Linked DNA regions of Homo sapiens: regions 1 and 3 are each linked to region 2. The links are chromatin contacts, found by Hi-C or POLR2A ChIA-PET in ENCODE. All regions are on one chromosome and are shown on one strand. The core of a region is the stretch at or near the end of the contact, and the rest is flanking DNA. Distances in the headings are between cores, read along the strand shown.

What was found. A loop is a pair of places that touch in the nucleus more often than their neighbours do. ChIA-PET counts read pairs that join two places held with the same protein, here RNA polymerase II (POLR2A). Pooled maps may share reads with other maps.
Region 1: a map of OCI-LY7 shows a loop between it and region 2 (10-fold over the local background). The contact joins the promoter of TOB2 here to the promoter of POLDIP3 in region 2. A Hi-C loop is called at or near these places in 2 of 168 maps with a recorded cell type or tissue (CD8-positive, alpha-beta T cell and OCI-LY7), 1 of 37 single-sample maps with no recorded cell type and 9 of 50 pooled maps. POLR2A ChIA-PET finds 5 or more read pairs at or near these places in 3 of 52 experiments (CD4-positive, alpha-beta T cell, PC-9 and activated CD4-positive, alpha-beta T cell).
Region 3: a loop to region 2 is called in a pooled map, with 14 times the contacts of the local background. The contact joins the promoter of TEF here to the promoter of POLDIP3 in region 2. A Hi-C loop is called at or near these places in 6 of 50 pooled maps. POLR2A ChIA-PET finds 5 or more read pairs at or near these places in 2 of 52 experiments (CD4-positive, alpha-beta T cell and activated naive CD8-positive, alpha-beta T cell).

What each region holds. Positions count from the first base shown.
Region 1 is chr22:41,445,013-41,448,460 of GRCh38, forward strand. It overlaps TOB2 (transducer of ERBB2, 2), which reads right to left and starts at 1,789. Exons shown (of 2, transcript NM_016272.4): 1 at 1,367-1,789. LOC105373043 (a long non-coding RNA gene) reads left to right here and starts at 1,933. Exons shown (of 2, transcript XR_938274.2): 1 at 1,933-3,020; 2 at 3,107-3,448. RefSeq lists enhancers at 1,559-2,254, 2,001-2,250, 2,255-2,950 and a silencer at 2,821-2,920.
Region 2 is chr22:42,612,976-42,616,469 of GRCh38, forward strand. It overlaps POLDIP3 (DNA polymerase delta interacting protein 3), which reads right to left and starts at 1,908. Exons shown (of 9, transcript NM_032311.5): 1 at 1,824-1,908. The coding sequence starts at 1,882. It overlaps RNU12 (RNA, U12 small nuclear), which reads left to right and starts at 2,269; the gene lies at 2,269-2,418. It overlaps LOC124905127 (a long non-coding RNA gene), which reads right to left and starts at 1,804. Exons shown (of 2, transcript XR_007068118.1): 1 at 1-1,804. RefSeq lists enhancers at 128-671, 1,216-1,759, 1,760-2,303, 1,796-1,975, 2,056-2,115 and 1 more and silencers at 1,396-1,725, 2,266-2,325.
Region 3 is chr22:41,380,607-41,384,263 of GRCh38, forward strand. TEF (TEF transcription factor, PAR bZIP family member) reads left to right here and starts at 1,336. Exons shown (of 4, transcript NM_003216.4): 1 at 1,336-1,595. The coding sequence starts at 1,439. It overlaps LOC105373042 (a long non-coding RNA gene), which reads right to left and starts at 1,305. Exons shown (of 3, transcript XR_938271.3): 1 at 1,134-1,305. RefSeq lists silencers at 555-1,154, 1,185-1,884 and enhancers at 1,019-1,313, 2,095-2,174.

The DNA.
Region 1 (3,448 bases), core at 539-3,038, 1.2 Mb before region 2:
CCAGGAAAGGAAAGGCAGGAATCAAACCCAGTTCTCCCGTCCTCTCGGCCAAAGAAATTTCCAGTCAAGCTGTGGGGAGGCGCCAGGCCAAGGCCAGCAGGGCCCAAGCCTCACCCCATTTCTAATCGAAGACTGAGTAACCAGATCCGGGAGAGGGAAATAGGAAAAGGTTCCCAGGCAGAGAAGAAAAAAACTGTACACCTGACACCTGAGCATCTTCTCATACTAAAATTCTGTGTGTCTCCTCCCATTGCAAGGTCTGCTTTACGACCAGACTTACCAGATCCTCGGCAAGCTCCCCCGCTGGGTGTTAAACCTCCTTAATCCTTCCTCCCACACAAGCTTCTTTCCCCCTATGCTTCACGGAGGGATGGGGGTAGAAGCCCAAGAAAGCAATAGGATTGTTTTTCTGCCGGAAAATCAGAGATGAAGGACCCATTCCCAGGGTACGGTGGGTAAGAAGGAGAAAAAGACCGTTTAGATACGGAGTAGCACCAGAGACTGGCCTCCACCCGTCCCCAAGCTGAAGCTTGCTGTGCGGGGTTCTGGTTTCTCCTGGGGGAGGGAGAGGGCCTGCCGGCTGTGCCTCCTCTCTGCACCCTCCTTCCCCTCCCAGATTTCTGGTGGTCAAGGGCACAGTTCATCCTCCGGACAGGAGGGGAAGGAGTTTGGGGGTAGGGCCCCACCTCGCAGGCACCTTACCAAGATAAGCAGAATCCACTCACTGGCACTGCTCTAAGGGTACTTTTTTCTGCCCAATTTTCCATTAAAACACTTAAGAGTATAAAGAGCTCAGCCGAAACGGTGAACTCTGGCTCAGTGGCCCAAGGACAATCTCCACTGACCTGTCCCGTCGCCAAAGGGGGTGTCCACCCTCCACCCTTCAGGCTCCACAGAGCCAGAAATAGAGTCTATTAACAATTACCACCCCCCTTCCCTGCACACGGGAAAAGAAGCAGAAAAACAAGGCCTGGATCCCCTTCCTTCCTCGGATTTATTTAACGGTGGGGGGAGTTATGTTTCTTTGGAGAACAAGGAAGATCTAGCGAGTAGCTAGGATATAAAGAACCGGGGGAGGCGGGGAAGGGAGGAAATGCACCCCACCCAGGAGAGGGCCACTCTTGGAACTGGGAGAAAAAGGAGCTCTTGGGCACCCCAGGAGCACAGATGGCGTGAGAAGAGGAGCTGGGGAAAGTGGGGTCTGGAGGGAAGCTGGATGGGGAAAGAAAATGCTGGCCAGGCGGGGAGGGAGCGGCAGCAACGTGGAGAGTCCAGCAAAGCGGGAGTGGGGCGGGGTGGAAGAGGTAGTCCGGCCGGCTGGGTCTCGGGGCGGGCCCCCCGCCCGCACGCCCCCCAACTCACTCACTCGGGTCTCCGCGGCGGCGGGGCGCTCTACCGGCCGCGGGGCGGCTTCTCCCTCCAGGGTGGCCTGAGCGCGGGGCGGAGGTCGCTCTCCTTTCCTTCCCGGGCGTCGCCGGGCCAGGGGACCGAAGTCCTTTTCGTCGTTGAGGGTTGGGGGACGAAGCAGGGGGCTATGGACTATGACTCTCAATAATTTCTTTCAGCTCTTAGGAGGTCGGGCTCGGCAGCGGGGGGCCCGAGGGCGGGCGGGCGGACTAGCGGCGACGACGCGGGGATGGCGGATCGGAGGGTGGTTCGTGTCGCGCAACGGCAGACGGTATGGGCTGTCGCCGGCAGACGGTCCTGCCCTCCTGGCCCCGCGTCGCCCGAGCCACGGCTTGCCTCAGCCAACAACCCGCACCTTCCCGCGCCCCGGCCCGAAGTGAGCAAAGTCAATGAAAAGTTTCACCCTTAGCAACCCTGCGCACGGATCCGGCTTCCCCACCCCTGCGTGATGCGTCCCTCCGCCCTGCAGGGGCGGGGCCAGGGCCCGGCCGGGACTACTTCCCAGCCAGCCCCGCGCCTCAGCTCGCTGGTATCTCGCGGAGCAGCTCCTGTGCCCTTCTGTGCTCGCCGGTCGTGCGTCCGGCTCCCCGTCTTCCCCTCCCTGTCACAGCGCCGCGCCGCACTCCTTTCCTTCATTCCCATACCACTCTGAACTTGTGCGCGTCGTGTGAGGTGTTCTCCCAGGGGCGCTCCGTGAGGGCCGGGGACCACCTGGGGCCGGGTTGCTCACGAGCCGGGCACAGTGCACTCTCCCTTTAGTTGTGTTTGGGGGACGAGTATCGCGGGGGAGGGGAGGGAGTCACCATGCCCGCCGGAAACCCCCCGCTGAGTCGTCCGCCCTGCACCTGCCTCGGAGCCCATGGTTCGGACGTTTGCCCGAGCCGTTTCCCGGGGCCTTCCCTCCAGCTCCGAGCGTCTGGCCGTGTCCGCGGCGATAGCATCGCCCCGTTACGGCCTCTGCGGGAGGGGGAACTGAGGGGACGACGCGGGCTCTGGAAACATTTCGGACCCGTTTCGGGCAGGCATGAGTCTTCCGAGCGCCTTGTGATTCCTCGGGGGGCTCAACGTCGAAAGAAAGGCGAGGGAGACTCTGGGGCCTGGGCCACGCTGTGCGGGAGTAAGAGGAGCCGAGGACGAGGCTGACGGCCGTGAAACTAGCCGAGTGCCACAAAGGACCTTCCCCTCACCGCCTCTGGCGCTCCTTTCCTTGCAGCCTGGAGGGCCGGCTCTGGCTCTGCGCAGGCGCGCGGGCGCAGCCCCTCTCCCAACTCTTGTTTGCTCTTTCTGGCCAGCGACCCCAGTGTGGGGCACGCGGGAGAGCCCCACATTTCTTCTAGTCGCAGTCCCGCCGGCGTGGGGTGGCCCCTGACCGTGCAACGGGCGCAAGGCTCGCACCCACTACGGCCCCTCGGGCGGCGGAGCGAGGCTCCGCGAACCCGGGACTGGGCGCGCCAGGCCCGCGCGCTGAGGCCCCCTCCCCCGGCTCTGGCCACGCGGGCTGCTCTGCCTCTGTGAGTGTGCGGGACACAGAGCCAGGGGGAGGGAGGGCCGTGTTCTGCGGTCACAGGCAGACAGGAGTGCCGGAAGATGCAGTCTGGAGCCCCCGGGGGACTGTGAGTGAGGTCTTCTCCCCGGTCCCTCCTTAGATCTCCCATTTCCCAGTTCTCCCCTCCCGCCCACACCTTTTTTGTCATTCCAGACGGTTCCGGCCCAGCAGCAGCCGCCATCCCCACGTTGGGTGGCGAGATCCGAAAGTTTCCAGCTACGAACAGTTTGCTTTTTTTTTTTCCTTGATCGCTTTTTTTGGCAAGGGCGGAGAGCACCAGTAGCGTGGGGGGTTTAAATGCACTTTCCCTGAATGCAACAGAGAAATGCCGGGCTGGAGGGCAAACTCCACCGGGACAGGGAGGCGGGAGATAGCCTGAGCGCCCCCCCATCCCCCACACTCTGAGCGTCGCAACCCCGGGGGCACCTCCAGGGACTACTTGCCTTGTGCGTCAGCGAGTGACAGCGTCACACACACGCCCCCTCCCGCACATGC
Region 2 (3,494 bases), core at 658-3,157:
GCCCCTGTTCCTGTGGATCCACACATAACCACCCCCCATTCCTGCAGCCCCACCTACTGCCCAACACAAAACTCTGCACACACTAAAACCAAAAACATAGAGATCAAATAGACTACAGTGCAGTCCACCTGCAGTCAGAAACTGGCGGAGTGACCTCAGAGAGAGAAGAACCTGGGGTGGATCATTCTGTCGTTTCCAAAGGAACCTACAAAACGTGGATGGACTTAGAAGTGGCCAGAGGAGCCAGCACCAGCTTCACATCAGTCACTAGATGGAGATCTGAGAGAGCTTTCACAGTCAGTAGTTGAGGAAACAAATACTAATGTGTGCCCGTTACGAACCACAAGCCAGGTAAGTGCTGGCTGCGAATTATGAGGTGGTGGTGGCAGTTGTAGTTGATACAAGTGTCCAGGATGGGGAAGGAGGTGAGGGATACATTTCAGACATCAAGAGAAAAACCTAACCACAGGCATACGGGTGGTATTAATAAACATCTGCGGAATGGCCGGGCCGGTGGCTCACGCCTGTAATCCCAGCACTTTAGGAGGCCGAGGCGGGAGGATCACCTGAGGTCAGGAGTTCGAAACCAGCCTGACCAACACAGTGAAACTTCCATCTCTACTAAAAATACAAAAATTAGCCGGGCGTGGTGGTGCACACCTGTAGTCCCTGCTACTTGGGAGGCTGAGGCAGGAGAATCGCTGGAACCGGGGAGGCGGAGGTTGCAGTGAGCCGAGATGGCACCACTGCACTCCAGCCTGGGCGACAGAGCAACACCCCGTCTCAAAAAAAACATAAAAATAAAAATAAACATCTGCTGAGAGAACAAATGTCTGAGAAAACAATATCTAACATATTTACATCCTGGCTATTTACAAAGACATTTAAACTTAATGTGTGTTGGGAAACTATTGGGCAAAGTTCTCACTTCTTCATACAGATGAACTCAGCTCACGAAGGCTTGAAATGACTAACAACATTTAAGGGTCTAGGGGAAGTTTGGGAGACATGACTGCAAATCACCTCCATGGCTCCTCAGCCAGCTCAAGCACTTTCTTCTCCCTAAGGAAATAACCAATCTCCTGCCCAACACACCAGTTTTTCAAGCCCATGTAGGAGGCCAACTCAGCCAGCAATTAAATCGCGCTCAGCCCGCCGCTCAGTTCTCCGTGGCCTCGGGCAAGTCACTCTACCACTTCCAGCCTCAAGTTCCCCATCAGTAAAAGGTGGGTAACATGAATAGCTAGCAGACAACAGGACTGTAAAAGATTAAATGAGGCATCGTGTATATGAAAGGGCTCAGAAAACTTAAAACGCCGCACAAAGAGAGGCGAGTGTTAACAGGGGCCGCGTGCAGGGGGATTTGGGCTTGCGCCTCAGCTTCGGCGGTCGGAGCAAGTCACTTCCCCGCTACTAAACTTCGGTTGTCTCAACTCTAAGATGGGTGGAGACCAGGCAGCGCCGAGATCACGGAGCGGGGCCCAAATGCCAGTCCACACAGGCAAGGAGGCTGCGCCGCCGAGACCCCAGGACCCCGGAACGCGGGGGCCCCAGGGGGCAGCCCCTCAGGTCCACGAGGCGGCACCCTGTCCCCGCCGCGGCCCCGTCGGCCTCCCAGGGCCGCCAGAGGGACTGCGCCTCGGCCAGTGGGCGGGCGGTCGGGGCCACGGCGGGGACGGCGGCAGCCGGCCAATGAGGAGCGCGGCTGTGGTCGGGGGCGGGCGCACCCGGTCCTCCGCGTCGCTCCCGGATCGCTACCTCCCCCGCCTCGAGCTCCACTAGGCCGAGGACCCTAAACCCCGAAGAAAGGAAAGGCCTCTCACCGTCCTTTCGCCGCCGCCCCGCGCTTCCTGATGAGTTCGTCCAGGGAGATGTCCGCCATCTTGCTCCGCCGAGCAAGCCGAAAGCAGTCGAGACCCCGCGAGCCCGCCCCTTCGGCCGCTAGGGAGCGACGAACTACTTCCGGCGTCCGCGGACCAACTCTCGCGACAGCCAGCTCAAAGCAGGCAAGAACCGGAAGGGGCGGGGACGTTCCCCGTGAGCCTTCGCGGTGCTGGCTGCTCATCTGCATACGGAAGTTCGGCACATTATGAATTATTTATTTTCCTCGAGGGAAAAAATTAAATGAAAAGCAACAAAATACATTATTAACAAGTGAGACAAACTTCAATGGAACTGGATCATGACCTCAACAGTCAACTACGATAGTCATCATACGCCTAATGAGAATAGAATTCATTACCTAGGAAATAAACTAAAAACGTCCTTATGCCTTAAACTTATGAGTAAGGAAAATAACGATTCGGGGTGACGCCCGAATCCTCACTGCTAATGTGAGACGAATTTTTGAGCGGGTAAAGGTCGCCCTCAAGGTGACCCGCCTACTTTGCGGGATGCCTGGGAGTTGCGATCTGCCCGACCTTATTCACGCCTAAAAAGTAGACTGACTGTGGGGTGGTCGTGTTTTTTGTTTCTTGTTGGTAGGTGGTGAATGCGTTTTTTTCGTTGTTTTCTCCGTTACTCAGGCTGCCAGTTGCTTGGCAGTCTTGTCGCTGGCTGTGGACGCTCTGCACTTCATCACCGTCCCCAGCTGCGCTTTGAGCCGGTCTAAGGTTGCCCACAGTATTGACGTTGGGACCCACGAAACTGGCAATTTCCATGTGTGCGGCCTTACCCAGTTCTCCCAAACTTCTGCGTATAACCGCTTCTCTGTGCTTCAGAAAGATAAGTCCGGCCCCGGCCTCACACAGCAGCTCAGTTCGTGACAGCGTTTAATATGTAAAATGGAGCAAATAATTTATAGGGCGTTGGGAGAGTTAAAGAGACTAATTCATTTACGTGTTAAATACAGGGAATGGCTTTTGCATTGATATAACCCCAGCCTCCAGCATGCGCCAGACCTGACGTAGGTGTTCGGCACATATTTTGTCCAATCACTCTAAAAATACACTCCATGCCCTTAGAACAGGTGGGGTTATGTCCTCTTGGCCATCAGGCATCAGGAGCTCCGTGCAGAAACTGGGTAAGAGGCCAGGAGCGGTGGCTCATGTCTGTAATCTCAGCACTTTGGGAGGCTGAGGCGGGTGGATCACCTGAAGTCAGGAGGTCGAGACCAGCCTGGCCAACACGGAGAAACCCCGTCTCTACTGAAAAAAAAAAAAAGAAAGAAAAAAATTAGCCGGGCGCGGTGGCACGGCCTGAAATCCCACCTACTCAGGAGCCTGAGGCAGAAGAATCGCTTGAACTCGGGAGGCGGAGGTTGCGGTGAGCCGAGATCGCGCCATTGCACTCCAGCCTAGGCGACAGAGCAAGACTCCGTTTCAAAAAAAAAAAAAAAAGAAAGAAAGAAAGAAACTGGGTAAGAGCGATCCTGCAATCCTCCTGCCTCAGCCTCCTGAGTAGCTGGGATTACAGGCCCGCCCCACCACGCCGGGCTCCTTCCCAGACCTCTTTTCCTCACCCATAGAACGGGACCATTAAGCCTTTCCTCCCTT
Region 3 (3,657 bases), core at 86-2,585, 1.2 Mb before region 2:
AACAAGCCAAGCTCTCTGCCTTCCGGGAGTTAAGCGGGGAGTCTAATGTTGCCTGGGTTTGCAGCGGAGTCTGATCTGTACTATAAAGAGGTACAAAGTTCTGAGCGCTGTTTAGGAGCAGCTTTCCATTTGTGTACCGCGCCACATATTACATTTTTACGGATTTCTGCGGAACTCCCGGGGAGGCTTTATATTTTAAGAGAGGAGGTGGTTCTCCCACAAAACGTGGCATCGGTACCTGGTGTCAAGGAGGTTTTTGTTTTCTAGGTAAAAGAAGGGAGAGTTCTAGAAAGGAAAAGAATTTCACATCTGTTTGGGACTGTGGAGATTCTCTAGCCCAACCTCTTAATTTTATGGCCGAGGAAACAAGCTCCAGTGAAGCAACCGGACTTTCCCAAGGTCATAAGCTAGTAAGTGGGAGGGCGGAAACATGTACTCGGGCCCTGGCTCAGGTCAGAGCTTCAGGAATGCTCCCTCCACGCTAGTGTTGATCTGGATGCGTGGGCAACCCGACACCCCGCTCTAGGGCGGCCAAGCCTGCTCAGGCCATCCCTACGACTTGGCAGGTCGCGGTCCCCGGCCCTGCCCTCAGGCGACCTCTGGGTCGCGTGGGAGCAGAAGTGCGGGCTAAGCTCAGCGTCCCTGCCCCGCGACCCTGGGCAGAGTCCCCAGAACAAAAAGACCCGTCCCTCCCTTCCCCTCCCGCCCCGCCACAGCCCCGCACGTGCGGCGCCTCGTGCACCGCCCCGGGCCCCGCCCCCGCCCTCCATTGGCTGTTCCCGCGCCTTCCTCCTCTGCCCCCTCCCCCCGCGACCAGACTCGGCTGCGGCTCCACGTGACCCGCGGGGGGTGGACACGCCGCGCGAGCAGGAGCTCGGATAGGTCGCTTTGGCCGGCCTGGCCGCTCCGAGCTCCGCCCCTCTTCGGTGGCGCGTCGGGAAGGTTGCAAGTCGGGGACAAGAGGGAGAGGCTGCGGTGGTTGGGGAGGGCGGGGGTTATGAAGAGGGCGGTGAAGGGGGAACACTGGTAGGAGGGAAGGGACCGCGCCGAGGAAGGCCCACCACAAAGACTCCAGCAGGCGCCAATCAGGGGACACAGGGGCGGCGGGGCGGGGCCTCCGCGAGGGTCCTCACCTGGCCCCGCACGTGTCTATCTTATCCCGGCTGCCCGACCAATCACGGCCCGAGGATCTGCGCCTGCCCCTCTCGCAGGCTGGACCAATCCAGAGCAACGATCCGGGGAAGCTGGCCTGGCCTCATGAATAATTAATGTGCCAGAGCCGGTCCGCAGGCGGGGTAGCGATGGAAGGAGGCGGGGGCGCCATTGGGCGCCTGCGCAGTAGCTGCCCGTGTCGGCAGCTGCAGCGGGTCGCACGGCTCCGGCCCATCTCGGGGGGCGGGCGGGGGAGGCGAGGTGCGCGAGCCGAGTCCGGGGCACGATGTCCGACGCGGGCGGCGGAAAGAAGCCGCCTGTGGACCCGCAGGCAGGACCCGGTCCGGGGCCGGGGCGCGCAGCTGGGGAAAGGGGCCTGTCGGGGTCCTTCCCCCTGGTCCTGAAGAAGCTGATGGAGAACCCCCCGCGCGAGGCGCGCCTCGGTGAGGGCGGGGGGGTGGTCCGCGCGGGCTGGGGGCGGGGCTTATACAGGGGCGGGGCCTCGTGAGGGCGGGGCCGGGGAGGCAGTGGGTCAGGGAGCAGTGGTCCAGCGGAGGGGGATGGGGCCTGGATGACCAGGAGCCTGGAGGACGAGGCCGGGGGGCTGAGGACAGAGGGTCAGGGGCGGGCTGAGACGGTGGGTCTGGCGGGAGAGGGTGGGGAGAGGTTTTGAGGAGGCGGAAGGGGATCGGGAGCAGTCACTTAAATGACGCTCCAGGGCCCCTCCCCCGGGGCCACCTGCATCGGAGTCACTCGGGATGCCTGTTTAAATTGCTGGTTCCTGCGCCCCACCCAATCTGCGGTCACTGGGACAGGGGTCTTGCATTTTAAGGAGCACCCCACCGCACCCCCATTATTTTCCAAGTACACCAAAGTTTAGGAAGCGCAGGCCTAGGGTAGCGAACTGTCATCGTACGTGGCCTTACCCCTCCCGGAGGGACCTGGCTTCCTCCCTGGGTGTGAGTAGCGCCAGCTACTAGGTCCAACGGGAGCCTTTCTGTTGCGGGGCTTCTGCTGAGCGGGTGGGGGGGGTGTGGGCGAGTAGTGTGAGGCGCCTTGGGAGGGGAGTTTTGGGCCAAGCAGAGAAACGATGAGGGTCAGATGAGTCCACTGAGGCCCTTCGCCTGGTTGGTTGGGGCTGACCCTTAGATTCTGGGGCCACGGCGGCAGGACTGAGCTTCATCTTTTTGCCTAGGCCAGGAACGTCACTGGGGCGTATACGGAAAGCAGGTCTGGCCTTGTTTTTCGCCCTGGGAGATGGGGTGCAGGGAGCAGCAGGAGGGCCGCCTGTGGTGGGGTTGTGGGTGCACTGAGGTATACTTTGAGTGTGAGACCTTTGCATTTCCAAGAGCCATCAGTTATTCAGGGTTTGGGAAAGGGATAGGCCTTCGAGAGTTGTCTGGCCTGGGGAATGGATTTTCCTTTTTAAAATGCCATTTCTCTTCCTTTCCTGGGTGTATGCTGAGGCTCCCATCCCTGTGGCTGTCACTGTTGAGTTATAAATAGCTTCAGCACATCAGGTGAGGCCAGCCTCTCTCCTCCTGCTTTGGGACCTCATGTGCACAAACCCTTTTGTTTGTTTTTGAGACGGTGCTTTGTTCCAAATCTGGGGCTGAGACAAGCTGCAGGGACAGGTGTACACATCTGACAGTTTCTTGTTTGAAATTACCAGGTAATAACCATCCATAACAAGAATTCTACCCGATATTCGTAGAGTGCTCGCAAAGCACGCTGACATCATCTTATTTCATTAACAGTCCTAGAGGGTATTCTCCCCTCTTCCCAGATGAGGAAAATTGAGGCTCAGGGAGGTGAGGGTGCTTCCTCAAGGTCACACAGCTATAACTTTTGACCCTCAGTTTGGTGCTCTTTCTACTGTATCATGCTGGCAGCCACTGTTGCATGACCTGAGTGATGGACTAGTCCTTTATCTCTTACAATTTAAAATTCCACCTTACAAAAACACTGATTTAAAGTATCCTTTATTGCTTAGGCCAGGCAAAACCTGGAACTTATTGTTGCCTGTCTTTCACTATGGCTGCTTTTCTATCTCCTGCCTTCTCCTGCCTCCTTTGATCCCAAATGACCCCACCCGACATGGGTCACAGTCATTTCTGAACAGAGTGAGGAGTCCAGATCTCAAGGGAGGAGAGCAGGAAGGCCATCTGGCCCACCCAGCCCACCAAGGCTTGACTTTCTTACTTCTCAGTTGGTTTTAAACCAAAGCCTGGTATAGAAAGCAGTTGCAGGAATTCAGATTAATTTGTATTAGAAAGCCATGACCAAGTTGTTTGTCAAAACCTCCACCTTCTTAACTCACTGGGTGTGTTCATTTTTATTGGACCAACAAGCTGCTATTTGGTCTGGGAGTCCATGTGTGGCTGGTTTATTTCCAACTTAATCATATTTGATTTCTCCTTTTCACTTATAAATCCAGAGTTCAAAATTGTCTCCCTCAATTTTGAAAACCCATCATGAGCTTGTCATGATTTTATCTCCCACTTC